Linked DNA regions of Homo sapiens: region 1 is linked to region 2. Evidence: chromatin loops called from intact Hi-C (ENCODE). Cell type or tissue: heart right ventricle. All regions are shown on one strand. Links, peaks and the distances in the headings refer to the core of each region. The heading gives the core; the rest is flanking DNA.

Evidence for each region. Hi-C counts contacts between places; a loop is a spot of excess contacts. Peaks named below come from ENCODE experiments on the same cell type or tissue, not always from the same donor. Only the 100,000 strongest peaks of a DNase experiment are listed, where the experiment ranks them.
Region 1: it touches region 2 in a loop (4-fold over the local background); 4 of 110 quality-filtered maps call a loop at or near these places.

Annotation. Positions count from the first base shown.
Region 1 is chr1:117,517,804-117,533,822 of GRCh38, forward strand. It overlaps MAN1A2 (mannosidase alpha class 1A member 2), which reads left to right. Exons shown (of 13, transcript NM_006699.5): 13 at 5,022-11,069. The coding sequence ends at 5,154. Among named protein-coding and RNA genes, the nearest start is that of TENT5C-DT, 80 kb to the right of the region's middle. In heart right ventricle, for the core only: no CTCF peak of the experiment used is centred there; no DNase peak of the experiment used is centred there.
Region 2 is chr1:117,864,730-117,880,748 of GRCh38, forward strand. It overlaps GDAP2 (ganglioside induced differentiation associated protein 2), which reads right to left. Exons shown (of 14, transcript NM_017686.4): 13 at 13,280-13,423; 14 at 1-5,887. The coding sequence ends at 5,840. Among named protein-coding and RNA genes, the nearest start is that of GDAP2, 57 kb to the right of the region's middle. In heart right ventricle, for the core only: no CTCF peak of the experiment used is centred there; no DNase peak of the experiment used is centred there.

The DNA.
Region 1 (16,019 bases), core at 3,279-11,278, 350 kb before region 2:
AACAAACTCCAAGCACAAGAAACATGAATGAAGAAAACTTTACCAAGACACCTTATAATCAGATTGCTCAAAACCAGGGGTAAAGAAAAAAATCTTTAAAGCAACAGAGGAGAAAGAAAAATTAGGTAAACAGGAACAAATATAAAAATGGCAGCAAGAATCAACCATGGAATTTTAAACCATCTGATATAGGAAATGGAAAGACTTAAAGTAATTTTACAGAGGATCTTTATATCATGACAGTTCATGAATTTCATAAAAATAAAAATATTTGCCACTGAAGATTGATCCAAATTCTGAAAAAGCAAGAGTTTACTATAAAACAAAGACAAAAACCTATTATAAAGAAGCTCGTCTGATTACCCAGTGAAAATGCATAATTTAAAAGAACTCAAAAAGTACCAACATGAACTATCTAAGAATAAAAGAAAACTTGTTATTTAGCAGCGCATATACTTTGGCAATGAATACTGGAGAAAAGATAAAACTATTTTTACTTTTCACATTATTCTTGGAAAATCACTGTTCAAATCCCTTTTATAAGTACATATTTACTAATAAAAACATGGTAACAGAAAGGGATGTAGTATATTTTAAATGGTGTATGTTTTCTTTTATGATGAAATGTTATGGATGGCCCACATCTTTTATGAGGTGAAACCATTTTGTAAAAATATTAGCGAAAGAAAGTGAAATTGATTTAAAAAAACAGTAAAGAAGAAAAAGTTTTTAAAAAGAATGATAGTTGCTTTAAACTTTAAAACAACAGCAATTAAAAGAGACAGAGGGACATTATATAATGATAAAAGGTCTTGTCCAACAGGAAAATATCACAGTCCTAAACATATATGCACCTAACACTGGAGCTCCCAAATTTATAAAACAATTACTGATAGACCTAAGAAATCAGATAGACAGCAACACAACAATAATGGAGGACTTCAGTACTCCACTGACAGCACTAGACAGGTCAACAAGACAGAAAGTCAACAAAGAAACAATGGATTTAAACTATACCCTGGAACAAATGGACTTAACAGATATATGCAGAACATTCCATCCAATAACCGCAGAATACACATTCTATTCAAGAGTGCATGGAACTTTCTCCAAGATAGACCATATGATAAGCCATAAAACAAGCCTTAATAAATTTAAGAATATTGAAATTCTGTCAAGCCCTCTCTCAGACCACAGTGGAATAAAACTGGAAAGCAACTCCAAAAGGAGCCTTCAAAACCATGCAAATACATAGAAATTAAATAACCTGTTCCTGAATGAGCATTGAGTCAAAAACGAAATCAAGATGAAAATTTAAAAATTCTTTGAATTGAACAGCAGTAGTGACACAACCTATCAAAACCTCTGGGATACAGCAAAGGCAGTGCTAAGAGGAAAGTTCACAGCCCTAAATGCCTACGTCAGAAAGACCGAAAGAGCACTAACTGACATTCTAAGATCACACCTCAAAGAACTAGAGAAACAAGAACAAACCATACTCAAACCTAGCAGAAGAAAGGAAATAACCAAGATCAGAGCAGAACTAAATGAAATTGAAACAAAAAAAATACAAAAGATGAATGAAACAAAAAGCTGGTTCTTTGAAAAGATAAAATTGATAGACCATTAGCAAGATTAACCAAGAAAAGAAAGAAAATTCAATTAACCTCATTAAGAAACAAAACAGGAGATATTACAGCTGACACCACTGAAATACAAAAGATCATTCAAGGCTACTGTGAACACCTTTACACACATAAACTAGAAAACCTAGAAGAGATGGATAAATTCATGGAAAAATACAGCCCTCCTAGCTTAAATCAGGGAGAAATAGATACCCTGAACAGACCAATAGAGAAGCAGCGAAATTGAAATGGTAATTTAACAATTACCAACAAAAAAAAGCCCAGGAACAGACGGATTCACAGCAGAATTCTATCAGACATTCTAAGAAGAATTGGTACCAATCCTTTTGACACTATTCCGCAAGACAGAGAAAGAAGTAACCCTCCCTAATTCATTCTATGAAGCCAGCATCGCCCTAATACCAAAACCAGGAAAGGACATACCCAAAAAAGAAAACTACAGACTGATATTCTTGATGAACCAGATGCCAAAATCCTTTACAAAATACTAGCTAACCGAATCCAACAACATATCAAAAAGATAATCCATCATAATCAAGTGGGTTTCATACAAGGGATGCAGGGATGGTTTAACATATGCAAGTCAATAAATGTGATATCCCACATAAACAGAACTAAAAATCACATGATCATCTCAATAGATTCAGAAAAAGCATTTGGCAAAATCCAGCATCCGTTTTATGATTAAAACTCTCAGCAAAATCGGCATACAAGGGACATACCTCAATGTAATAAAACCAACTGTGACAAACCCACAGCAAACATAATAGTGAATGGGGAACAGTTGAAAGCATTCCCTCTGAGAACTGGAACAAGACAAGGATGCCCACTCTCACCACTCCTCTTCAACTAGCACTGGAAGTCCTAGCCAGAGCAATCAGGCAAAAGAAAGAAAGGGCATCCAAATTAGTAAAGAGGAAGTCAAACTGTCAGTGTTTGCTGATGATATGATCATTTACCTTGAAAACCCTCAAGACTCCTCTAGAGAGCTCCTAGAACTGATAAAATAATTCAGCAAAGTTTCCAGATACAAAATTAATGTACACAAATCAATAGCTCTTCTATACAACAACAGCAACCAAGTGGAGAATCAAATCAAGAACTCAGCCGCTTTTACAATAACTGCAAAAAATAAAAATAAAACACTTAGGAATATACCTAACCAAGGAGGCAAAAGACCTTTACAAGGAAGACTACAAAACATGCTGAGAGAAGTCATAGATGACACAAACAGATGGAAACATCCCATGCTCATGAATGGGTAGAATGAATATTGTGAAAATGACCATACTGCCAAAAGCAATCTACAAATTCAATGCATTTCCTGTCAAAATACCACCATCATTCTTCACCGAACTAGAAAAAACATCCTAAAATTCATATGGAACAAAAAAAGAGCCTACATAGCCAAGGCAAGACTAAGCAAAAAGAACAAATCTGGAGGCATCACACTTCCTGATTTCAGACTATACCTCAGGCCATAGTCACCAAAACAGCATGATACTTGTATAAAAATAGGCACACAGACCAATGGAACAGAACAGAGAACCCAGAAATAAAGCCAAATAGTTACAGCCAACTGATCTTCGACAAAGCAAACAAACAAAGTGGGGTAAAGACACCCTTTTCAACAAACGGTGCTGTGATAATTGGCTAGCCACATGTAGAAGAATGAAACTGGATCCTCATCTTTCATCTTACACGAAAATCAACATAAGATGGATTAAGGACTTTCAGACCTGAAACTATAAAAATTCTAGAAGATAACATTGGAAAAACCCTTCTAGACATTGGCTTAGGCAAGGATTTCATGACCAAGAACCCAAAAGCAAATGCAACAAAAACAAAGATAAATAGCTGGGACTTAATTAAACCAAAGAGCTTTTGCATGGCAAAAGGAAGAGTCAGCAGAGTGAACAGACAACCCACAGAGTGGGAGAAGAAGATGTAAAAGTGGTCCACAAACATGAGAAAATGCTCAACATCACTAATGATCAGGGAAATGTAAATCAAAACCACATTGCGACACCACCTTACACCTGCAAGAATGGCCATAATCAAAAAATCAAAAAACACTATATGTGGGCGTGGATGCAGTGATCAGGGAACACTTCTGCACTGCTAGTGGGAACGTAAACTTACACAACCACTATGGAAAACAGTGTGGAGATTCCTTAAATCACTAAAAGTAGAACTACCATTTGATCCAGCAATCCCACTAGTGGGTATCTACCCACAGGAAAATAAGTCATTATACAAAAACGATTCGTGCACATGCATGTTTATAGCAGCACAGTTCACCATTGCAACCCAAATGCGTGGAACCAACCCAAATGCCCATTAATCAATGAGTGGATAAAGAAACTGTGGTATATTTATACGATGGACTACTACTCAGCTATAAAAAGGAACCAATTAACAGCATTTGCAGTGACCTGGATGAGATTGGAAACTATTATTCTAGGTGAAGTAAATCAGGAATGGAAAAACCAAGCATCGTATGTTCTCACTGATATGTGGGAGCTAAGCTATGAGGACACAAAGGTGTGAGAATGATACAGTGGACTTTGGGGAGTTTGGGGGAAGAGTGGGAGGGTGGCGAGGGATAAAACACTACAAATATGAGGCAGTATGTACTGCTTAGGTTATGGGTGCACCAAAATCTCTCAAATCACTGCTAAAGAACTTACTCATGTAACCAAATACCACCTGTACCCCAGTAACTTATGGAAAAAAATGAATGACAGCAGAGTCCTCATCAGAACCAATATTCCTCCTGAACATAGATAGAACTAAACAAGATTTTGACAAATCAACTCTAACAACAAATTACATAGATAATATGTTATGACTAAATGGGTTTATCCCAGGTGTGGAGGGTTGATTTAATGTTTGAAAATCAATGAACTAAAATAGACCACCTCAGTAGACAGAAAAATTATTTGGCAAAATCCAACACCCATTTCTGATAAAAACTCTCAGCAAACTGGGAATAGAAGGAAACTTCTTACCCTGATAAGGGCATATATGAAAAACCTACAGCTAACATCATATTGAAAAACTGAATGTGTTGCTCTTAAGATTAGGAACAAGACAAAGGTGTCTGCTCTCTTCACCACACCTGGCCGGATTTTTTTTTAAACTGTTTTATTTCAGTAGGTCTAGTTGTTCATCTTACTGGATTTCTTATACACTATTCTGAAACCTCTTGTCTTTGTGTTTAGATCATTTGGGTGTCTGAGGTTTATTTCTTTGATGTTTTTCATCAAAGCTGCTCAAAATACGTTATTGGTTTTCTGTGCCATTAAAAGTGAGCTCACTTCATGTTCTTGTTGAATTCTAACTGAAGCTCATTTCTCCCCTTTTTATTTTCAGATATTTGTATCTGCTGTTCTCCGGTGATGACCTTTTACCTTTAGACCACTGGGTGTTTAATACAGAGGCTCACCCTCTGCCTGTGTTACATTTAGCCAACACCACACTTTCAGGTAATCCTGCTGTTCGATGAAAGCAGTTCCAGAAGGACCATTCTCACCTGTGTTTTGTTTACATGGACCACTACAGAAATTAGTTTGAAGGGGCGGCTTTTGAAAACCTGGACCTCTATGTCAACATGACAGGGTGAAACTATTCCCCCTAAGACTGTTCAACTTGTAGATACATCAACTTTGAAATTATTCCATTTTATACCTGACCAAAACATGTTCTGATATGTGTAGGACAGAGACCTGGATGTGCTTTGATCGTTAATGAGGTGGTCACATGAGAAATGATACCTGTTACTACTGTATTGTTTTTAGAGTCCTGAAGTCTGGAGGCTAGACTTCCTGAAAGCAAGTCAAGAATATAGAGCACCTTGCAGGAGTTCAAGATGGCCTTTGGAACCAATTATGTATTTGTTTCCTCCTACAGTGGAGCAGCATTCAAATCAAATATTTACATATTGCTTATCACTTTTTCTCCATTTTAATAATGGAATGAACTAAAATAAACAAGAACAAAAGAATAGTATAATTATATCAGTAACAAGAAGACTCAAAAAAGAAACAGGAGTACCTATCCCTATCTGAATTTTCAAGTTCCCCATTGGATGACCAGACTGGCAACCATTTCAAATCCCAGTCTATTTCATTGAAATTTCTTGGTTAAGTTTAATTTTCTCTGGGGGCATGATCTCACAAAGAATACTCAAGTCTTTTTCTTCTTATGGAATCATCGAAACTGCTATTTATCATAATCACCACTTATGAGCCTGGGTTTGGGATTTTGTGCATGTAGTTCAGTCTAGTGTTGGTAGCATGACAGAAAGTGGGGAAAATGCCGCAGTTTGTTGCCTTGAAACCTAAGAGCAATCCTTGGTTTTGTTGCTACATTATTTTTCCAGACCAACACATCTACCAAGTAAATTTTATTCACTTTAATTTCATAATAAAGTTAGTAGAGTCACTCAACTTACAACTTTATTTATGTGGCTTGGCAAAAATCACTATAAGGCAGCTCTAAATTTGCCTTGATAAGCTAAATAAATTACTTTTATAACTTACTAAAGCAGAACAAACAGTGAAACTTTCTAAAATATTCTATCTGGAATAGGGACAGGGGATCTTTTATTTATAATCTCATCAGATGAGTGAGTTGTTCACAGATATTTTATGTTTTTTTAATTTTCTCCAAGAATATTTATAGAATTCCAAAGAATCAGAATAGTTTCAAAATAATTTTCAGTGATAAAAGAGTGTTGTAATTAATCATATTACACTAAAATTGGGATACATCTAAGGAACTTTATCTTACTATCAGTAGGTTTTGCATTGATATTTCTTTTTAAATAAACTACTAGTTCTTTATATTTTGACAAAAAGAACTTAAATTTTATCAGGAACTGTAAGATAAATATCTAGTGCTTATAAATTTTCTGTCCTTAAATTTATGTGACAGTGCAAGATACTTTTGCTCTTTTCATTTAATATAGGCATCTTCCATTGACATTAATAAAACTTAGAAACAGTATAATTAGTATAACATTTACTCTGAATTTGAAGATTTCCTGAAACAAAGTTTGTACAAGAAGCCCACCTTGGAATTCTGAAGGCTTATTTTCTTGTTTGATAAGCTTTTCTTTTAAACTTAGGTTTTAAGTTGGGGAAAGACTTAATTAACTAATATAGTATTTTCTAAGGTTGATCATCTTATACCACGAATCGTTAATTTTGACAGTTCTACTGATCCGTAAATGATAACCACTGCAAATTTTTTCAGTATAAAATTTTTCACTGCAAAAAAATTTCAGTAGAAAATAAGGATGCAGGGCCAGTTACAATAGTCCTTAAGAGAGTTAAATTATAGCACATGTTTTGACATTGTAATATCTTTTACTACTTGAACATTTAAATTTCTAAATGAGAAAGGTATATATATTACTGTAACTGTAGAAGGGAAAAGGGAAAGTATTTGGTTCTAAAAAATGTTAGCCTTCCTCGTAAAAGTAGCACAAGCCCACTTATGAATCACTGAGAAAAAGTGAAAAACTTGAGTTGGCAAAGATGCAGAGCAGCAGTGCAGATGGCAATGAACTCTCTGAATTCTCTTTTACCTTATTTAGAAGAATGCAGAGTAAAGGGACCTTCTTGGTTCTGCAGGAACTTCTCAAGGGATGAGGAGACAGAACCCCTACTTCCAAGTGCTCTATTTGTATTACCCAGATGACTGAAGCTTAAGAGAAGGCAGGGAAGTATACAAGCAGAGCCAGTTCTGGTACAAACAAAGAATTTGACAGGGACAATGGAAGGGTCTTCTTCACCACTCCTTACCTTCTATGTGATGGAAAGACTAGAGCTTATAAAAGTACTTCCATTTTTTTATTCTCCTGAATACCAAAGGCAATTAAAGTCAGCTACAAATGACTTGCCAGTGTCATGTTTTATTTTTGTTATAGATTTTTAAATTATTTCCTTCAAGATCAATTCTTATCCCATATAATGCTTAGCTTCCAAGAATATTCTTTACTTTCTTCTGTCTTTTACAGCTCTTTGCATTTTGTAGACCTTAATACTCAGGTTAAATATTCATTGCATTTATAAGATCTTCTGCAAAAAGCCCAGAAATGGTCCTTTTCAGGTGCCTCTTCAAAGAGCTGACACCTTACCTTGTGCCTTTGGCACAAATGTGCAGAATAGATACATCAGTTGGTGCATAATCGAAAAAAATAGGAATTTTGAACACTGTTCTTCCTTCTACATTTATTTCTCTTCATTTTAGAATCACACTTTTTATGTTAAACCAGATTATTATTATTATTATTATTCAACCAGTATTAAGTTGTTAAAACCAAGGGAATGGGGCCCTAACCAAAAAGAAGTCTCAACTCAGAAAAATAAGTCCCCAGTCAGGTGGTTCTTACTTTCTTGTGGGTTGCACATTTTGTATCTCTCTAACATCAGCGTATTCCTGACTTTAAGCAGGTGTTTATATGTAAAATAAAACCTGGGTATCGAAGGGAAATGCATTCTTTTTATGGAGTATTGACCCTGATCCTCTATGATGTCATATAGAGCAACTCAGGGCTATACTTGCTAGATTTTAACCAAGCAGTTTGAAATATTAATCATCATCCTCTCATCTTCTCCACTCTCCATTGCCAAAGTCTTTGTCAAAACTCCAAATTTGTTGATAAAAGATTGTGTTTGCCATTCTCATTTATAATGCAGTTTCTCCTTAAGCCTGGAGTTTTTTGAATGAGTGCATGAGTAAATGAGAGAATGTGTGAACGAACATTTATGAAGTATCTAACATGTGCCAAGCATTGTGCCTGGCACTTTCAATCATTAGAATGTTTTATGTGATTCCACAGCATTTTCTGTATGAGAGTAGCTCACAACATTTTAAATGTTTCCAATATGAATCGTGTTACAAAATTCTTAATTTTATATTTCATATAAATTAAAGAGGAAAAAGAAAAGGTTTATAATATATTTTAAAACAATGTGTTACTGTATAATACAACTATAATTGTAGTTAATAACTAAAACCTCTTGAAAATGTCAAAGAAATACTTGATTTCTGATGCAACTTTGACTAAAATATTTACTTTAGAAATAAAAACGTTCTTATTTTGCTATATCACTTTAATTGCATAATTAAAAAGCAGTGTTTTATAGAAATGCTGGTTATTTTATATTCAAAAAGATTTTGTCACATAATTCATGGGTAAAACTTGCAGTTGTAAATTGTGTCTGCTCTGGTATGGGCCCTATTAATAGTCCCATGCTGTTAAATATAAAGAAAAATATACTAAAATATTCAAAGTTCCAAATAACAGTTCCTAGTAATAGTATTTTGAGTTATTTTTCTTTAGGTTTCCTTATACTCAAATTGGCTAGGTCCTATCTTTTCCTCTCTCTCTCTCTCTCTCTCTCTCTCTCTCTCTCTCTCTATATATATATATATATATATATATATATGAGAGATATATGAGATATATGAGAGATCAAGATCTATATATGTATATAAATACAATTATACACAGATAATTTTTAATACTCTTTGTTAACAAACACAGTTGAAAACTGGTTTCGGCTGCACAAATAAGCAGAATATTTGAGTAACTATATATGATATGGAGATATTTTAATCCATTTATCCTGGCTCAAGAACACTGATAAAGATGATTTTCTGTTACTTTAGCTCATTCAGATCAGGATGGACATGCTCTTTTTGATCTATAACTGTTCAGCCAGCTTCCAGATAATATTTTAGGCTATGAGAGCTATACAGTCTCTCTTATTACTCATTTCTGCTGTTGAAGTATCGAAAACAGATAGAGATACTATGTAAAGAATGGGCGTAGCTATGTTCCAGGAAAACTTTATTTACAAAAGCAGATGGAGGGCTGGATTTGGTCCATGGGTCATAGTTAGTGACCCTGATCCCAAGTTTATTTTGTGTTAGACCCTCTAACCTTTGATCTGCGTCTTTTCTGTTTTGATTTACATAATTCATTTTTAAATCAAAAAGATGTGCGTATATATGGTTGTGTGTATCTGTATAACCTAAAGCTATAATATTTTGTTGTCTTGAAAGCAGATACACTCTTCCTGGAGTCTGTTCAGGTTTCAGGACGATTGACTATAATGAAAGAGACAGAATAGGGTAAGGGAAGATGGGTATGCTATCAGCCATTTTCTTTGCCTTGTCATTTAATGCCATAATTTCAGATTCTCTATGTAAAAAGAAGGTCTGTGTATTGTCAAAATAATATACTCTCCAAGTTCTCCTGCTCATTGACCCTTGAACCAGGATTCTGGATTGCTAGAGCTGCAGAAATTCACCCACTTGGGTACTCTTAGAGCTCTACAGCAAGAATATGATAGAATGTCTGATCTTTGTGCTGCAGAAAGCAAACTTTTGAAGAATTCTAAGCAACAGAAAATGGGTTATGTGACTCATCTGCTATTTGGCAGCCACTATTCCTTTTTTAGACTGCAGAACGGTACTGCCCCTGTTACCTCTAGAATAGCCTGAGTCTGAGGAGTGCAGAGAAAAGATATATCCAAAAGGAGAATCCCTTTCTCTTGCATAACTCTCAATCCTTTACAAGTAAGTAGCATTATTTCAGAATGTCTATATGCATCATTTTCAACTAAAGCATACCTCATCCTTAAACTTCCACTATTTAACAGCTAATCCATTTCAAACTTGGTTTGAGCCTAGCAATTGCAGAACTCATAAAATTGCTTGTGAAATTACACACCATATTACTAGCATATACATTGCAGTGCTCCAATCATGCTAACAGATAATAGATTTTTCTTTAAGAATTTTATCAAATATTTCACTATTTGGGGAAATTTTAGAGGAGGGGAAGCCTGTATTCAGGATGATAGAGGGAGCAGAGACTTACTGTCTCTCTTCCACATTATAAATGAACTGCCTTTCCAGGTCCAACATGCTGTCAGGTTGCTTCAGCTCGGTGTGAATGTAAGTGTGGGGATCAAACACACACACCTATACACATACATATTAATATGCAGAGGATTTTAAATAATTGCAAATGTCTTGTGGCTGTTTTATTTCTACAAAATTCTGTAAGATGTATACCAGAAAACATAATAAAGATAAGCTCAGTTCTTCATTGGGAAAAAATATTTTTAAAGAAAATTTAGAAGTTTTTGCTGAATTAAAGTATCTTCAATTTTAATTACTGGATTTGGAAGTTGAAATGCCATCCTTCAATATCACTGGTCTCAAATTCATTGATAGAATTTTTTCTTAAACTAATAAGTGGGGTAAGTATAATCTCCTAAATTGGTACCCACTGGCTGCTCCTAAACTGGTTTCCAGTCATGTCCTCCAGTATGTGATTTTTATAAATTAAAGGTAATATTGTATATTAAAGTTCAAATAAAGATGTTCTTTAAGTGAAAATTCTTTGTTTAGCCTTCATTTTTACCCGCTGATGACAGTTCAGTTTCTTCCTATGTACAGAAGAGCAACGTTGGCTTTTACAGTAACTGGTGGTCTTCAGTCTCTCATTCAGAGAGTATTTCTTTTGGATCAGCTAATCTTTACATTCTTGATGTTATAGAAAGATGAAGAGCTTGCTTAGAGAGTCGTATTTTATTCCAACTGATTTTGAGAAAACAAACCATAGACTTATGTGACAACCTTATAGTATTACTGTGATGTTATCTCTAAGACCTAGTCCAGTTCAGCCTCTGAGATCATTAAGCTTAAAGACTGCCTCAGTCACTGGACCTCATTCTGTCACACTAAAATCTGACCTGACCCTTCTTAAGTGATTTTTGGGCAAATATAGGCCCAAAAGCCTTCAGCAATAGTATCAGCTGGACTATAGATAGTGGTTTAGTCTGTCAATACTGTAAAAGTAAAGGATATTTAAAACCCCTTACCCGGGGAGCATCAAATAAGGTAGTGGTAAAAACCTTCTGAAATAACAGCTAGTTTACATCCTTGATTTCTTAATTCTTCCTGGCACAGTGGATTTCAACTTGATCAAAATTTTAGACTTAAGAAATTACATTGTGGATGTATCAAAATTAATTGCAGACATATTTTCTGGAACAACTAAAACAGGACCAGAAAAAATTAAAAAAATAAGGAGCTCTAAGTGACTATAATTTGATAAAATCTGGGCTTCTCTTTGTTTGCCAGATAACTGAAATATCCATCTTTATTTCATTGGATTGCAAAGGAACTGTCATTATGCAAATAATGCTCAGAATGGTTCAGATAGTGAGTGAGCCTGCACCCTTACTTCTTGGTTGACCTAACAAGTTTCTTTTATTTTTATTGTAAAATATATCTAACATAAAATTTGCTATTTTAACCATTTAAATGTACAATCTGATGTCATTAATAATTACATCAGCAATGTTGTGCAACATATTGCCACTACCTATTTCTAGATTTTTCACCATTCCAAACAGAAACTCTGTAACCATTAAGCAATAACTCCCCAGTGCTCCCTTTCCTCCCCCAACTTCTGGTGTATTAGTCGGTTCTCACACTGCTAATAAAGACATACTCGAGAATGGGTAATTTATAAAGAAAAAGAAGTTTAATGGACTCACAGTTCCACATGGATGGGAAGGCCTCACATGGTAGAAGGCGAAGGAGCAAAGGCATGTCTTACATGGCAGCAGGCAAGAGAGCTTGTGTAGGGGAACTGCCCTTTATAAAACCATCAGATTTCATGAGACTTATTCACTATCACAAGAACAGCAGGGGAAAAAGCCCACCCCCATGATTCAATTACCTCCCACCAAGTCCCTCCCACAGCATGTGGGGATTATGGGAGCTACAGTTCAAGATGAGATTCAGGTGGGGACACAGCAAACCATATTACCTGGTAACCTTGAATCTACTTTCTAAGACAAATTTCTTAACCCTACTAAATCTCAATTTTCTTGCCTCTAAAAGAAGGATAATACAGGATTTCTAGGATAATTAAATGAGAAAAATCCAGGCACCTAGCCCAAATTTAGCTTAAAGCTTTAGTTGTTTTTACGTATTTTTGTTAGCAGATTGCAGTAATCATTTCTAAAGGAACAGAAAAAAAATAATAAGGGCAATTAAAACAGGGCAGTGAAGAGCCAATGAAACATCTAATTATACCTTCTCATTTTAGGCACAAGGAAAGTGAAACCCAAAAGGGAGGGTAAAATGAAGGCAAGTCTTCCAGTGTTATCCTTCATGGTTCTATGAAATAAGACGTGTATTTTTGTTGTGGTTATAAAAAAAAGTTTAATATGCAAATACATCAATAATGCATGTGAACCAAGCACTTTAAAAACTATAGCAGAAGTCACTTTTTGTTGGATACACAGCAAAAATATATACAAAAAGTTAATAGCAGTTATCTTTATATCATAAGGACATAACAATTTCTTGCAATTTCCTTAACTTTTAAAAGAAACTTTTACTGAGGTATGATTTACATAAAATATTCCCACTCTTAAGTGTATGATTTAATGATTTTTTAGTAAGTTTATAAAACTGTACAACCATCCCACAATACACAAAGATCCCATGTATTGATTTGCAGTCAATCTCCATTTCCATCCCAGCCACTGGTAACCACTGGTCTACTTTCTGTCTCTGTAGATCTGCCTTTTAACTGGACATTTTATATTATGAAATCATACAGTATGTGGTCTTTTGCATCTGGCTTCTTTAACCTAGCATAATGTTTTGCATTTAAGGTTTGTCAATGCTATAGCAACTGTCAAGAGTTATTCCTTTTTACTGCTAAATGAATTTCATTGTATGGATATACCATATTTATCCATTCACTAATTGATAGACATTTGAATTGTTTCCAGTTTTTGGTTATTATGAATGATGCTGTTAAGAATATTTGCATACAAGTCTTTGGGTGGATATATGTCTTCATTTCTCAAGTATATACCTAAGAGTGGAATTTCTGAGTCATATGGTAAAGTTATGTATAACTTCTCAAGAAATTACCACACTGTCTTCCATAGTACTGCTTTTACATTCTCACTAGCAATGTATGATGGCAAGGGTACCAGTTTCTCCACATCTCCACTAATACTTGTTATTGTCTTTTTATTATCTGTCTTTTTTATTATAGCCATTTTAATGGGTGTGAAGTTGTATCTCATTGTGGCTTTAATTTATGTTGCTCAAATGACTAATGGTGTTGACTGTCTGTGATAGTAGCTGTTCATGCCTTTGGTAAAATGTTTATTCCAATATTTTGCCCATTTTAAAAATTGAATTGTCTTATTGAGTTGTAAGAGTTCTTTATATATTCTATATCTATTTTCTCTAAGATTGTGGTTTGTCTTTTCAATTTTTTATTCATGTTTTTGACATGCAAAAAATTTTAATTTTAATGAAGCGCAGTTTATCAATGTTGTCTTCTATGGATTGTGCTTTCTTTCCTAATCCAAAGTCACTAAGAGTTTAGACCTAATTTTTTTTCTAAAAGTTTTATAGTTTTAGCTTTTACATTTAGGTCTATGATTCATTTTGAGTTAATTCCTCATGTATATGAAGGGTCTAACAATGTTTTGTGCATGAATACCCAGTTATCTCAGTATTTATTGAAAAGACTATCCCTTTCCTATAAATTGCTTTGGCACCTTTGTGAAATATCAACTGACATTAATTTCTGGACTCTTAATTTTATCCCATTGATATATGTCTTTTCTTATCCCAGTATCACACTATGTGATAACTAGCATTAGAGCAGTAGTTCTCAGCCAGGGGGTGACTTTGCCCTTCCTCCCTTCAGGGACATTTGGCAATGTCTGGAAACATTTTTGATTGTCATGACTGGGGGTAGGGGGTGATTCTGGCATCTAGTGGGGTAGAATTCAGGTACTTCTTTTTCCTGAAAGTAGGCCACTGTTTCCTGTTTCTTTGCATATCTTGTAATTTTTTGTTGAAAACTGGACATTTTAGATAACATTATTGTAGAACTCTGGGTTCTGATCTCATCTCTGTGACCCAGGGAGGTGGTAGTTGTTGCAACTGCTGTTCTCTTTGTTTAGTGATTGGTGTAGACTAATTCTTTGGAGGCTCTTTTCCCCATGTTGCACAGTCATTGATGTCTTTGCTTAGTTTTGTATTTCTAAAATCTTGTTTATATTTTTTAAGCCTGGCTTCCTAGGAGTCAGCCCTCTGTCAGTATAGTTTAGTGGTCAACAAGTGATTTGTCAGAGGTTGTACCCAAATACCTTTGACTAGGAAGGGCTTCTGCGTGTTGTCAGTGGATCCGTGTGTAAGCTGGAGAACACATTCAAAGTTTATGCAGTTTACAAGTCTTCCCAGCTTTTACTTCACCCAAGGCCTTATGTCTAAGGTCTCACATTTAGTCAGGAATGTTCAGAGGTAGCTAGGGCTTTCTCTGGTTTCTCTTAAATTGTGCTCAACCTTGCTCTTGCGTTCATCCTTCCATGCCACCAGAGATGTGTGGCAAGTACACTATGGCTGTTTCATTCCGTGAATCTCCCTGTTAGTTTCTGGCTTGTCTGTCAATCTCTTGCTTGCCCCAACCAGAACCTCAGGCTAACTGCACTGGCCTTTCCTATTCATTTGCTACTGAGATTCCTTTCATTTCTAACAATGCCCAGGAGCACGGAGTTTTTCTGCATTCTACTCCAAATCAGGTAACCCTCACAGCCTGTCCTGCCCTGATAGAGCTGCCATGCTGATGGAGCTGGAAGGGGATGAGAGCAGCTCTGGGCTAAAACATCACAGACACACTGTTCTTTCCTGGTTCAGGAGTTTTTCTTGGATAAATACTTCTCATTTTGTTGTATGCCTTTGGTCAATTTCCAGAATCCTGAATGGTTCGAGTTTTTTAATTGTCCATTTTATTCCTTTTGAGGGAAATGATTTGCTGAGCTTCTCACTCTGCCATTTGCCATTCCAGAAATGAATAGATAGATGTGTATATAGATACCTTTATTCATATTCTTTATAAGTTCCTCTACAAATTTCAGCCTTTATTTTTATTTTTGAGACAGAGTTTTGTTCTTGTTGCCCAGGCTGGAGTGCAATGGCGCGATCTTGGCTCACCGCAACCTCCACCTCCCAGGTTCGAGCAATTCTGCCTCAGCCTCCTGAGTAGCTGGGATTACAGGCATGCACCACCACAGCTGGCTAATTTTGCACTTTTAGTAGAGACAGGGTTTCTCCATGTTGGTCAGGCTGGTCTCGAACTCCCGACCTTAGGTGATCCGCCCACCTCGGCCTCCCAAAGTGCTGGGATTACCGCCCACCTCGGCCTCCCAAAGTGCTGGGATTACAGCAGTGAGGCACTGTGACCGGCCTATTTTCAGCCTTCTTAAAGCTTTACTCTTCCCATCTGAAAGGCCTTTATCC
Region 2 (16,019 bases), core at 6,737-14,736:
GAGATTTTTTTCCTTATTAAAAAGTGAAGTACATTATTCAGTTTGAGAAAACTGGTCTACACGGTCGGTCCTGCTTGTGAATGTCGTCTTCAGGAGGTAACTTCTATTATCACCAACCTCACAGGATTTGTAAGAGCATTAGAAGAGACGATGAACGTTAGAGTGCCTGGACCACAGGAAGAATTACAATGACAGTTCTGTCTCCTTTCCTTGAAAGAGAAAATCTGGAAGCTAAATGCAGTCTATACTCTTTTACTCTAACTATGGTCTGGGGACCAGGAGAATTGATAACACCTAAGAGCTTGTTAGAAACTGATAATCCCAGAGGCCACCCCAGAACTATTGAATCTGAATCTCCATTTAATAATATCCTCAGCTGATTTGATACATGCACATGAAAGTTTGGGAAACACTAGTCCAGGTCTCCACAGAGAATGTTGACTAAAATTCACTGAGTTTTTAACTACTCTTAAGGTTAACTTTGGTAATTAGAGAAAGACCTCATGTAAATGGTCAAAAAATAATGTCCCATCCTGGGGTTCAATATAAACACTATTATTTCACTATTGATTCTTCATAGGCTATATTTGTATAGAGTGAGACCCTCTTTAAAAGGGATCTAACTTCTAATTCAGAATGAGCAAAAAATATTTTAAAATACAAAGTTTTCATAAAAGCTTTCTGAATTTTCAGTAAGCAAATTGTAAGATCTGTCAATTTAAGCATTTTTAGGTTTCCTTCGCCCAATACCAATTAAAATCATTTATATATGTTAAGCTCTTAAATATTTAGCTCACAAGATCTGGTCTAACAAAGTCCTGTCTCAGTCTGTGATGACTGTGTGCTTACGTTAACGAAACACATTACAAAAAAAAAAGGTATGACTGTGTATATAAAATGTATTAGCTTTACTGTCCAACAAAAGTATCAGATCACATTCTGCAGTTGTGATTTTGTTAGTGTAATTCACCTACAGAATACCTATGCTTTTCTTCCTGAACTCAGTGGTCCTATACATTTAAGGCATACTGTACTTGAAAAGATTCAAAGATGCTGTTCTTAAAAGTGTAAAAAATAACTAATATACAAGAGAGTCACTAATATCTAAAATGATCTTGATACCATCTGTTTAAGGACTAGTTCAGTAAGACTCAAAGATTGAACTAGGTTATTTATTGCTCTATGTTCTCTACATATGGACCACAGAAGTCCGACTCAAAGAATGTAAAACAAGGCAGATTATGCATATATGTGTGTGTGCATGCATGTATATGTATATATGGTTAGGCCTACCAGGCAATCCTTATCATCTCTGGGTTTATGATATGACCTAGATTATAGGTATGTTATGAACTGAATGCTTATGTTCTCCTCCTCGTCTGCAAATTCATATGTTGAAGCCCTAACATACAAAGTGATGGCATTTGGAGGTGGGGCCTCTGGGTGGTAATCATGTCATGAGGGTGGAGCCCTCATGAATGAGATTAGTGCCCTTATAAGAAGAGACAGGAAAGTAACGATGTCTCTCTCTCTCTGCCAAGTGAGAATACAGCAAGAAGCCAGAAGAGGGCCCTCATCAGGAATTGCGCTGGATGGCACTTTGATCTTGGGGTTTCTCAGCCTCCAACTGTGAGAAATAAATGTGTTTTGTTACGCCACCCAGTTTACGGTATTCACCCAAAATGACTAAGGTAAGGTAAAGCCCTCCTTTCATTCTTCATGGTCTTTTTGCAAAACAAGAGTTAATTATATGCCAAGAAGCATTAGTGCCAGCACAGTTAAAACACTCTAGCGCACGTTAATTATGATGATTACAACTTAAGAAAACTATAATCAGAAACCTGGCCAGGCACAGTGGCTTATGCCTGTAATCTGGCACTTTGAGAAGCCAAGGTGGGCAGATCACCTGAGGTCAGGAATTCGAGAGCAGCCTGGCCAACATGGTGAAACCCCGTCTCTACTAAAAATACAAAAATTAGCCGGGCATGGTGGTGCATGTCTATAATCTCACTTACTGGGGAGGCTGAGACAGGAGAATCTCTTGAACCCAGGAGACAGAGATTACAGTGAGCCGAGATCGTGCCATTGCACTCCAGCCTGGGTGACCAAAAAAAAAAAAAAAGTACAGTAAGGCCCTTTAAAAAAAAAAAAGAAAAAGAAAAAGAAACCTAACTAACTCCAGTTTTCAAGGTGTTTTTATATTATCCTGCAGTTCTTTTGGTCCTTAATACAATCAATCCACTGCCACTAGAACCATGTAACTCTCCTCTATATAGTACTTCAAATTCTAATCATTTCTGTGCATATATTAAGCAATTTAAACTCTATATACATACATACTGTCAATGTATCGGGGAAATACAAAGAGTGATCTTTAGTTTATGCTGAATACTTAATTTTATCACTTCTCCATTAACTGTTATAAAGACAAGACTAAACCTACAGTTTGAATTCATTAAACAATATCCAAGCAAACAGAAAAGAAGAGGAAATAGGCAAGCCATGTTTTTCTACTAGAGTGACTATACTTATCCCTCTTTAAAAAGAAGTGATATTTTCAATTTCAGAAATTTGATTAAAAAACTACATCTATTTTTCCTACCAAAAATACTCAAAAAACCCTCTGCTAATTACTCTCAAAATACTGCAGATGTATTCCTTTGAAAAAGGAAATACAGGATGGGCACGGTGGCTCATACTGGTAAGCCCAACACTTTGGGAGGCCGAGGCAGGAAGATCACTTGAGGTCAGGAGTTTGAGACCAGTCTGGCCAACATGGTGAAACCCTGTCTCTACTGAAAAAAAAAAAAAAAAAAAAAAAAATTAGCCAGGCATGGTGGCAGGCACCTGTAGTCCCAGCTACTAGGGAGGCTGAGGCAGGAGAACCACTTAAACCTGGGAGGCCGAGGCTGCAGTGAGCCGAGATCACACCATTGCACTCCAGCTTGGGTGACAGAGTAAGACTGTCTCCAAAAAAAAAAGAAAAAGAAAAAGGAAATATAAAGCATCCGCCAATGAAACATAATATACATTAAAGGAGAAAACGTCTTTAAAATATGTACCATTTGCCCTCACGAGTCTAATAAAGGCTGAACCTTTTTTAAGAGGTAATTTTCACTATCAAGAAACTTGGATATAGATGAATTAAGAACCCAAATACACGTGGAAGCAAGAAGTGTACTTGTTTTAAAAATCATATTATGCCTTGCATGATTAATAAATTAATATTTTATAACTTGTGTCTTCAACAATTCAATTAGCATTTGGCATGACCAAAGTTTAATTAAATTAAAGACTTGGTGGTGCTTTGAATTAACATCAGATGCTGGTGGTCATCTCCATCCAGTATCCCCTTTATCCTCTAATATGTCCTTGAAAATGGCATGTATTATTCAGGCTAAACCTTTTCACAAAGGCAGATTGGTATACCAAATGTTGCTTAATCATTTCAATATCAAGGTCATTATATTTCTCCTCTAGGATTTGGTACTTTGAAGCAACTTCATTCTATAACACTTTAGACATCTATAAAAGCATGAACTTGGTCCCACATCAAATTTAGTTTCAGTGAGAAGAGTGGTCCTTATCTTTCTTTAGTCATCATTGAATTATAAAACACAGTTGATATGTATATAGTTCTGTATCACCTTTATACCCTAGGACATCAATTGTACTAAAATCTCAGCATATGTAGAATCCTGCTTGTGTTACTAAACATTAATATACTGGTATGAATATAGCAAAGGAACATCCTTTCAAAATCATTGCCTGTAAGAAATTGTATATATAAATTTGCTTCCTTTCAAATTGGCAAAGTAGCTTACGGCCTCTATTATCTCTACAGAAAATGGTTTGGGCCAGGTTCTTGAGGTAGCCAAGTTCCCCTTTAACAAAGAAAAGTTGGCAGACTTTCATAGCTGCTCCTTGTGAAGAAGATACCTCAAATATGATCTCACGATTGACTGTAGAAGATGAAGTTAAAGTTGCAGACTTTTAAGGTACAGTGCCCAAGGGGTTAAAAAAAAAGTACTGTTTGAGAGAAAGCTTAACATCCGACATCTGACTGGCTGCCTGGATGTGATGACCTAGGGGACATAAGAGAAAATCTTAACATAGATGTATATATAAGGATCAAGTAATTTTGAGGTCTGACACAAAGAAAATGTGTTCAATACATGCAAAAGATAAGAACCTTTATCTAAAAAATGTAAAGTCTCTTCTTGTTTATATGGGAAAATACAGGATGAATTTAATGCACTATAGGGGCATTTCCCTATCATAAATGAAGAGAATATGTTTCTTTGATCTCCAATGAAGAATTAGTTTGGGCAGAAAAGAATGGGACCCTTGGAAGCACTGATCTGGAGCACATGATAGAACAGAAAGGTTCTGCTTTTTTTTTTCTCTGAACTGCCAATGTACGTGATGGGGTGAGGAAGATGGGGCTGTGGGGAGGTGGCTGTAGGAATCAAAAAAAGTACAAAGCTACCCAGATGGGAATAATAATGGTTTGACCTTAATTCAAGAAGAAATGTTTAAAATGGCCAACAGATGCCTCTTATTGAAGTATAGCATCAGGGGATGAGCAGGCCAGAAGAGATTCTGGACAAAAGAGGAAGGAGGTCATCAGGGTTGGAATTTTACACTAACAGGTATTGCCACACAAAAAGAAAAATCACTCAAATGGTATCAAGGACAAGAGGAGTGCTGTGTAGCATTCCCTCATATATATTTATTCCCATTTAAAAACTAACTGAAGATACCCCACCACAACAAAGCCCTTTCTAAATGCTATCTTCATGATACCTCTGTGAGGTAGGCAGCATAATTCTAATTTTTACTCATAACCAAGCTAAGGCACAAATAGAGCCTGAGTGGTAAAAGTGGTCTTTTGCCAATTATCAGCTCCCTGGATTTGTTCACTGTGACACACTTCCTCCACACTGATGCAGGCAACTCAAGAGATGCTGCTATGAAATGTCCTTAGAGGTAGTAGACCTGATAGCTAAACAAAATCATTCATGACTCTGGAAGACAACACACTCTCTAAATGCTCACTGCTGGAGTCTTGGAAGATGCTCTTAAGAGTACTAATATGTGCGGTCCTTTTGAATAAGACCAAATCATCCATGATTATAGGAAAAAGGCTGAAGATACAGTCTTCTTGTTTCACCCCACACTGTTGAGATCGGAACTGTGGCAATCTTAACAAGTCATATAATCCAAGGAACCTTAGTCCTTAAACTTTAGTCTTAACTTGTACATTAACATTCTAAGTCCTATGTTTTGCTAATGATTTTGATGTTTTTTGTCAGATACATTTCCACATTCTTGGACTCAGGTAATTCTCTTTTAACACAGCCAAATTATCTTTATAAAATATACATGGTATTAACACCATGGATCTGAAGCAAACAATGCATCTGGTTAGCATACATTGGTTCTGTATATTTCGAGAATCACTTAAGTACACAAAGGAAGCGTGCAATGTTAGAGAGATGATGTGAACAGTCTTGGTGGTTTATCTAATGGAGAATTCGGTGTCCTTCAGGAAACTAAAGATACTCAAAAGTTGCTCCCCAATTTCTATTAACAATCTAAAAATGAACATTTCCATTTCATATAAATATACAAATTTAAAATGTGTGCAGTTCAGAATGGCCTACCATTTTTAGATTGCTTATGTGCCAGAAAATATACAGTCAATAAAAAAATACCAGAGAGGTGGGGACAAAAGGCTCTCTGGATCTGTACAGCAACAATGAATATCACTTCAACAGGTAGCTATTCGTGGAGGAAGTGGCATCCTGGGAACCAAGAAGCACTGAAAGATGGCAGGTCACAAATCTGGTGATGGGGGATATGATGTATAGTAAGGCCCGTTTTCCTGTGGAAAGAAAAAAGGAGAAGAACATTTAAGTAACAGAACCAATTTAACTGGAAATGTGAAAAAAAGGGATTTACAGTCATTGAGGTAGTGATATAAAATGTCTAGCACATGTCTGGCACTAAGCAGGCCCTCAGCCATTAGGTAGTTCAACTAGTATCACTCAGAGTATAAGACAGACAAAGGCAATAGGATCATAATATTTTTTAAGAATAATACCACTTATTGAATATTTTATGTGCCAGACAATTTATAGGCGCTTTTAAAGTCATCCCTTTAAATCTTCACATAATGCCATGAAGTAGGTAACATCCTCACTTTACAGAAGAGGAAACTGAGGATCACACAGATTGCATAATTTGCCTAAAGTTACCTAGTTGGTAACCAGCACAGCCTGAATTTAAATTCAAATCTATTTAAATCTAACATCCAGATTCTTTTTTGTTAGATTGTGTTGTCTTACTGTGTGCCAAATCTTAATTTAGAGTTAGGAAAACAAAAAAGTTATCACAGAGGAATTTAATAGCTATAACTATTTTGGCAGAAGTGAGTCTTCATGACATGCCTGAGTGGCAAGGCTTGTAACAATTACAGTTCTCAGGAAATTTAGTTCAAGATCAAGATGGAGAATTAAATGCCAAACCTTTAATGTCAATGTAAGGGTAACAAATTAGTGCAAGGGGGAATTTTTTGGCTCTGATTTTGGCTAATCTCAGTAAAAATCAAGACAGTTAAGTTTATGATAGAAGGATCCTGGATTAGATTTATGAGACTTAAGATTGCTTTCTCATTTTTAAGGAAAGTATTTCTTTGACAAAGAATTTGTTTTTCAGCAAATCACAAACAGATAATGCTTAGCACTAGTATAAGACAATAGTTTGAAATGAAGAATAAGTAGAAGAAAATAGCATTTCTTCATGGTACATTTACATTATAGCTACTACAGAGCATTAAACCTACCGGGTCTTGAACATAGCAGGCAGTGAAATTGTTTGAGACTAAATAAATCAGGTACTCTGCCATTCTTCAGCACAAATGCTTTGGAGCAAGAATTGATCTTGGGCCATAACCAGGAAAACAAGACATCTAGGAAAACTTACATTCCAATTATAAACCTAACCATGTATCAAACAAAATAAAAAAAATAGGTAGAAACAAATCCTAGGATAGGCTACATTTCTAAAAACTTGAAAAACCTTAATAAAACCTTTTTTTAAAATTGAAAAATTGGATCTAACTAAAGAGCTTCTGCACAGCAAACGAAATTATCATCAGAGTTGAACAGACAACCTACAGAATGGGAGAAAATTTTTGCAATCTATCTATCTCACAAAGGACTAATATCCAGAATCCACAAGGAACTTAAGCAAATTTACAAGAAAAAAACAATCCCATTAAAAAGCAGGCAAAGGATATGAACAGACACTTCTCAAAAAAAGACATATATATGGCCAACAAACATATTAAAAAAACAGCTCAACATCACTGATCATTAGAGAAATGCAAATCAAAACCACAATGAGATACCATCGTATGCCAGTCAGAATGGCGATTACTAAAAAGTCAAGAAACAACAAATGCTGGTGACGGTACGGAGAAATAGGAACACTTTCACACTGTTGGTGGGAATGTAAATTAGTTCAACCACTGTGGAAGACAGTGTGGTGATTCCTCAAAGATTTAGAACCACAAATACCATTTGACCCAGCAATCCCATTACTGGGTATATACTCAAAGGAATATAAACCATTCTATTATAAAGATACATGCACATGTATGTTTACTGCAGCACTATTCCCAATAGCAAAGACATGGAATCAACCCAAATGCCCATCAATGATAGACTAGATAAAGAAAATATGGTACATATATGCCATGGAATACTATGTAGCCATAAAAAGGAATGAGATCATGTCCTTTGCAGAGACACGGATGAAGCTGGAAGCCATTATTCTCAGCAAACTAATGCAGGAACAGAAACCCAAACACCGCATGTTCTCACTTACAAGTAGGAGCTGAACAATGAGAACACATGGACACAGGGAGGGGAACACTTACTGGGGCCTGTTGGGGGAGGGTGGGGGGAGAGCATTAGGGGAATAAGCTAATGCATGCTGGGCTTAATACCTAGGTGATGGGTCGATAGGTACAGCAAACCACCATGGCACATGTTTACCTGTGTAACAAACCTGCACATCCTACACATGTACCTCAGAACTTAAAAAACTAAATAAAATAATTTTATATAAAAAAGAAATACCTATAAAAATGTTTCACTGACCAAATCCTTTATCTTCAATATGCATGGAAGCTATACTTACAGAAACATGCCCTGAAGAGATGAATCTATTCTGAGTTTCATCTGAAAAGTTCACTATCTGTCTTTAGGAGTTCTCTATTCTATTACCAATTTTTTCTAAGTTTTTCACACCTACATTAAATTATGACAAACTAAGAAGAGCAAGTTCAATACTTAATGCCATGAAATAGAATTTCCATTATTAATTTCACACTGGGCAAGAGACTGCTGAGCAATCAAATATTTTTTCTATTTCTGGAAACAATCATAGAAATTTTAAGAATTGTTGCCAGGAAAAACTGTATATTCTCTGCTCTGTGTTTTTAAGAATGCCAATAACTCTCTTTCTGAAATGGTCTCAGTATCATTGTTACCTAGATAGGTTAAAAAATAGCTTCTGATTACCTTCAAAGGTCCCTTTTAATCCTATAAAATTGATGTTGCTATTCCAAGTCACATAAATCCCAGAAAAATAGAAGCCCACTGAAACTTGGGTTTCTTTTTTTTTTTAAACAGATACTAACCACTTCACTCCTTAACCAAATAAAGAACCTTCTATATGCAAGGCACAATTTGAACATGATAATGAAATTAACCAACTCTATACTCATTTCTTTTCTCTGATCATAGTTTTAATTCTTCCTAACAAAGGAAAATGTTTCCTTACAAGGTAACATGCAGCTACCTACTGGTATCTCCATTTCAATGACTGATGGGGCATCTCAAACCTACTGTGTCACAAACTGAACACAGTACCTGTCCTTTCCCCCTAATCTGTCAATCCTTTTCCTCCAAATTGCTTCTCTGTGGTGGTAGCAACATATCCACCAAGTCTCCCAAAGCAGAAACTTATTTTCTGCTTCATCCTTAGTGGCTACTCAGTCACCAAATGCTGTGAATTTTATTTCCTAAAATGTCTATTTCTAAATATCTCTAAAATCTTCAAATCCCTGCCATTATCACTACCACTGCCCTAACAATATAGTCTCGTTTCTCTGCCAGCCTTTACTAATAGACCTCATCTTTTCCCCCATGGACTTACCCTTCCCTCTCTAGTCATTCTCTGTGCTGTTTCTACAGTCATTGTCTAAACAGCAATGTAATGGCAATTCTCCCTTGCAGAACACTCTTCACTGACTACAAAGCCAAAGACCTGCAGCACTAATATGTAAAGTTACTGTATCCAGCGATGTGCTCTCTGCCTGACCCTTCCACATCATCTCCTGATATCTTCTGCTATAGTTTGAATATCTGACCTTCCAAACTTCATGTTGAAATTTGATCCCCATGCTGGAAGTAGGGCCTAGTCGGAGGTGTTTGGGTCATGGGGCAGATCCCTCATAAATGTCTTGGTGCTGTCCTTGTGGTAATAAGTTCTCACTCTATTTGTTCCTATGAAAGCTTGTTGTTAAAAAGGGCCTGGCATGCCCCTTCCTTCTCTCTCTTGCTTTCTCTTTTGCCATGTGATCTCTACACCCACCAGCTCCCCTTACCCTTCGACCATGAGTAGAAGCAGCCTGAGTCCCTCACCTGAAGTAGATGCTGGTGTGATGCTTCTTGTACAGCCTGCAGAAATGTGAGCCAAATAAACCTCTTTTCTTCATAAATTACCCAGCCTCAGGTATTCCTTTATGGCCACATAAAAATGGATGAAGGCAGAAAATTGGTACTGAGGGGTGGGGTGTTGCTATAAAGAGACCTGAAAATGTGGAAGCAGCTTTGGAACTGGGTAATGGGCAGAGGCTAGAAGAGTCTGCAAGGATCAGAAGACAACAGAAAGACTTAGGGAAAGTTTGAAACTTCTTAGAGATTGGTTAAGTGGTTGTGACCAAAATGCTGATAGAAATACAGACAGTAAAGGCCATGCTGATAAGGTCTCAGATGGAAGTGGGGAACTTAGGAATTAGAGCAAAGGTCATCCTTGTTACACCCTAGCAAAGAACTTAGCTGCACTGTGTCCATCCCCTAGGGTTTTATGGAAGGCCAAACAATACTGGTACCCTACGGTATCTGCTGGAGGAAATTTCTAAGCAGTAAAGCATTCAAGAAGTGGTGTGGCTGCTTTTAACAGCTTATAACCAGATATGAGAGCAAAGAAATGACAAAAAGTTGGAATTTATAATTAAAAAGGACACAGAACATAAAATTTTAGAAACTCAGCCTAGGCATGTGGTAGAGAAGGAAAGAACATTTTCAAGAGAGGAATCTAGGGGTGCTGTGGAGCAACCACTTGCTAGAGAGATTAGCAAGGATAAATCTTTGAGGTAGCTCCTCGCATCACAGACCCAGAGGACTAGGAAGACAGAATGGTTTGGGAGCGACAAGGCTTTAACACTTCAGGATGCTGCTCTCTGCATCCCAGCCCCTCTGGTTCCAGCGATGGCTCAAAGGGTCCCAGGTACTGCTCAGGCAACAGCTCTGGAGGGTGCAAGCTATAAGCTTTGGTGGCTTCCATGTGGTGTTAAGTCTGCAGGCATGCAGCATGCAAGAGTGGTGGAGGCTTGGCAGCTTGGAACTAGATTTCAGAGGATACATCAGAAAGCCTGGGTTCCCAGATAGAAGTCTGCTCCAGTGGTGGAGCACCTCCAGGCAGTCCTCACTGGGGCACTGCCTAGTGGAGCTGTGGGGTTGGGTTGCTCCCGTCCAGACCCAGAATTTCAGCCTGGAAAAACCTCTAGCATTCAGCTTCAACCTGTGAGAGCAAGCCATGTGGGTGGCAACCAGCAAAGCCATGGGGGTGGGGGTGCCCAAGGCCTTGGGAGCCCACCCCTTGTACCAGTGTGCCCAGTATGCAGAACATAAAGCCAAAGGAGATTATTTTGGAGATTTAAGATTTAGTGTCTGCCCTGATAGGTTTTGGACTTATAAGGGGCCAGTTACCCCTTTCTTTTGGCCTGTTCCTCTTATTCCTCCCTTTTGGAATGGGAATGTTTACCCAGTGCCTGTACAACCATTATATCTTGGAAGCAAATAATTTGATTTTGAGTTTACAGATTTACAGCTGTGAGGAACTTGCCTTGAGTCTCCAGATGAGACTTTGGATTTCTGAGTTGGTGCTGGAACAAGGTAAAACTTTTGGGGACTGCTGGGATGGAATGATTGTATTTTGCATGAGGGAAGAACATGAGGTTTGGGTGGCTAGGGGCAAAATGCTACATTTTGGATATTTGACCCTCTAAACCTCATGTTAAAACCTGATCCCCAGTGTTGGAGGTGGGGTCTAATGTGAGGTGTTTGAGTCATGGGGTGGGGCAGATCTCTCATAAATGGCTTGGTGCTGTCCTTGTGGTAATAAGTAAGTCCTTGCTCTATTAGTTCCTGTGAAAGCTGGTTGTTAAAAAGAGCCTGGCACCTCCCTTCCCTCTCTCTTGCTTCCCTTCCCACCATGAGATCCCTGCACATACTGGTTTCCCTTCCCCTTCTGCCGTGAGTGGAAGCAGCCTGAGTCCCTCACCAGAAGCAGATGCTGGTGCCCTGCTTCTCATACAGCCTGCAGAACCATGAACCAAATAAATCTATTCTTTATACTTAGCCTCAGGTATTCCCTTACAGCAACAAAGAAATGGACTAAGAAACCCTCTTTTGTTTCTTCCCCATTTTTATGCCTCTCTTTGATCTAACATCTCAATTTTAGAAAGCTCTAGCATAGGTACAAAGAGATGATCCAATGAGCCAAGTGTTAGATTATAAGTTAGTCTACTTAATTTTGATTAATTACATTATGCTTGTATTTATACAAAAATAAAACAGCCAAAATACACAACCAAACAAAACAAAAAACAAAACCAAGCTTGAGTGTGGTGGAGCTATACTTAATATTTAATGAAAGCCTGCTTTATAGGCCCTTAAGTATATAGAAAATGCTTTGGCTTAAAATACAGTCCTTTAGGTTTCCTAATCAAACACCCAACTTATATATTTCTATCCCAGAAAATAAATGATAAATCCAGATACTAGCTATGAATTGTCTTCAAAATTTTGAGTGTAAAAATGTTGCTTAGTGCCTTTCACATTTTCTGCTATCCATTTTTTTAAGCATTAAGATGAGTGATGTAGAGTTCAAAGGAAAAACACTAAGATCATTTTCTACTCCAGCAATCTGCAGTAAATACAAACTAATGTACTCTTTTCTCTTTCCTATATTCAACAATTTTTGTATCTATGATCCAGCTGCTCCAGTTACAAATCCTCTCTGTATAACAGCCAAATATGAAATTTTATTAGCCATTAGATCACATTATACACTTTACTCTGCACATAAGGGGAAAAAAATTATAGCTAAAGTTAGAGAAATGTTAGAGAGAAATTGTGTTGCAGAATTTTTATTTTGCTGTATAAACACTGCACAATAATTAGGGAAGAATAATTCATTTCAAACTTAATATAACTTTCAAATCTATCCCCTGGTTCATACAATATAAAGATAAGCAATCAGCAACAGTTAAACAATCAGCTTGATGAGCTTTTGGCCAAGTGTGTTACTTTTTTTTTTTCAAAAATTACTAAGGTGATATCATGAATAAACACAATAGAATAAATTGATGAAATTCACGAGTAGTCCTGTGACTAGTGCTTATGTAACAGATCCATAAACGCATCTATAAATAACAACAATAATATTATCAGATGATGCTCTTAAAAACATTATACAACCTTTTAGATAAATGAAACTTTTAGCAGGGTAAAGACTACTGAGATAGGCCACATGATTTGCAATTAATTCTAAAAGTGATCACCAATAAATTCTTCTGGCTCTGTGTAGATGGAAAGCCATTCAATCTTAAGAAAATTAGGCAGAGGTATCTGTTTTAAATATGGTAGAAAACTTACAATACAAACGAAAATTGGTTCTGAACTCACAGCAGAGAGATCTCCCACTGAAACGTTTATCTGGAGAAAATGCCTCTCTTGGGACAAATCCTTTTCCTAAAGTTATCATAGGGAAAGTATGTTAAATGATATTACCAAGTTTATTAAGACTCACTAATTTACATTAATATCTGGTAATGACAGGATGTTGTGCTCGTAAGTGCTGCTCTATAGAACAGTTAATATACCATACCAGGTGAGGGAGAACTTCTGGTACTTCTTACCCTGGCATCATATTCAAGGACAAAAGGAGGAAAGTCAATCTGTTCTGGTGATATGGCAGAAAACAGCTGGTGGAGGCTGTCCACATGGTGGATTTTGTCCTTCAGTCCTGAGACAGAAAAGGTGGTAAAAAACCATGTTGACACCTGATTAATAGAAGAGAAAAAATAATTTAAGCTAGTTGCCATAGTTAGAAACATAAACACAATTTGGAAAATTTATAGTAGATAAAAACTATATTTCAAAGTCTTAAAATAACTAGTGTTTTCAAAGCGCAATCTGAATTTTGCAATCATCAGTTTAGTTGATTATTAATAACATTAAAAAGAAGAAACGAGGATAACACTGACTAGAGACTATAAGAAGAATGAGTTTTGTTTCATGAAGCTTTTGTTTCCATTACATGTATATAAGTTCCCATGCGTGTAGTGTGTTAGTGCTGTACTACATGCTTCTTACTGTGGGTTGTAGTCAAAACCGCTGCATTATTTGGTAGAATAATTGGTGTTCCAGTCTTCTGAAAATGGTTAATATCTCCAAATCTCACACTGTGAATTTTTCAAATGAGACTGAAAAGAAAATTTGTGCCAATATTTGGGACTCATATATTTTCAGTTGATGCTTGGCATGAATTTCTTTCTCGAAGTCCATCAAAGTGAATCACTTGTAGATGTGGTGCCATCTTTGCTCATTTCACTTGACAACATGCAATCCCTCTCTAAAAGCTAGTCTGCAAAATTTGTTGGTTCCCAAAAAAAGGATAAAAAATTCTTGATACCAAACAATACTGACATAAACTAGGTAATGGCTTGAATTTAAAAATTACTGTTTATCTATCTAAATTGGCAATCACAAATTAGTCCATGTTTATCAACATACTATACAATAGTCCTATGAGGCAGGTATGATATTGTTGCTATCCCCATTTTACTTACAGAAGAAGGTAACGTATGCAGGAAATAGCAAACTTTTTTGAAAAGGACCATTATAGTAAATATTGCAGGCTTCTTATAATAACATTATCAGAAAATCGTTCACAAGGCATGCCTGAAGGTTCTTGGAGCAGTGCAATATTGGAGGCAGGACAACATGAAAATTAATTAGGAGGCTGCTGTGTCATTTCAAGTAAAAGCTGATAGTGGGATGAACTAATGTAGAGGCAGTGGGAATAAAGACACAGACATAAATTTGAGCAATTGTAAACACACAGAACTGATGCAATGTGCTAGGAGATGAGGTACAGAAAGTGCTCCAGAATGCCTCTCTGGTTTCTGGCTTAGGCACTTGGGTAGGCAGAAGTCCCATTTGCTAACACAGAAAACACAAATAGCAGTTCAGGAATAGGTGGAAGAGGAGTACATGAGGAGTTCTGTTTAAAAATGTTGAACTTCAGGGTCCTATAAGATGCCTAAGTAGAGATATCTAACCAGTAGTTCAATACCAAGGTCTAAAGCCTAAGAATGATAATGATGATGATGATGATGATGATAATGACAATGATGATGATAGTGTACATTTACTGAGCACTTATTATACGTCAGGTAATGTTTTAAGTATTTTACATGTATTAACTCATTTCATCTTTCAATAACCCTAAAAGATAGGTACTATTATTTCCATTTTATAGGGGATAAAATAAAAGCAAACAAATTATACTACTTGCCTGAGATGATAAATTGATAACTGGTAGAGCTGGGATTAGAACCCAGGTAATCTGAATCTTGAAACCATGGTTCTAAACATTAGGCTTTATTGCCTCCCCAGATATATGTTTGAAGATTGCATATATTTTGGAGGGTCACTGAAGAAATGGGAATAAAAAAGGTATAGAATTAAAGATGAGGGTGGAGAAACACGGGAACACTAACACTCAAAGGATGCAAGCAGGAAGCCAGGTGCAGTGGCTCATGCCAGTAATCCCAGCACTTTGGGAGGCCAAAATGGGAGGATTACTTGAGGCCAAAAGTTTGAGACCAGCCTTGGCAACAGGGCAAGACCCCATCTCTATAAAAATACAAAATAAAAAAAATTAGCCAGACATGATGGTGCACGTCTGCAGTCCTAGCTATTCTGGAGGCCAAGGTGGGAGGACCCCTTGAGGCCAGGAGTTCTAGGTCACAGAGAGCTATAATCACACCACTGCACTCCAGTGTGGGTGACAGACTGAGACCCTGTCTCTAAAAAGAGATGAGAAGAGAGAGAGAGAGGCTGACAAATGAGACTGAGAAGCAGCAGCTAGAAGTAGGAGAGAAACCAGGCAAGGTAAGTTTCAAAGAAGCCAAGACAAACTGTGTCAAGGAGAAGTGATCAACTGTGTTTAAGGCTGCAGGGAATGCAGGTAACAGAGAGAGAGAAAAGTGTCTATTAGATTTAGTGACCCAGAAATTATGGATGATTTTGGTGTGAAAAGCTTCAGCTGGCAAAGCAGGATAACCACACTGGAGTAATTTAAAAGGTACATGAGAAATGGAGATGGTGAGCATAGAACAAAGATTATACTAAACAATTTTGGTCGTAAAGTGGAGGAGAGAAAAATAGATCTTAGCATTTTTAAAAGTTGGTAGATAATTTGGATCCAGCAAAGCGGGAGAGGAGAAAGACACTAACTGTTGAAGAGAGCTTCTTTAAGGAAATGGAAATACACTCTGTAGTTTACAGTCTGGGATTAAAATGCCTAGATTCAAATCCAGCCTTTGCTACTAACTGTTGGTTATCTTGGTTCCTTAATCTCTCTAAGCATCA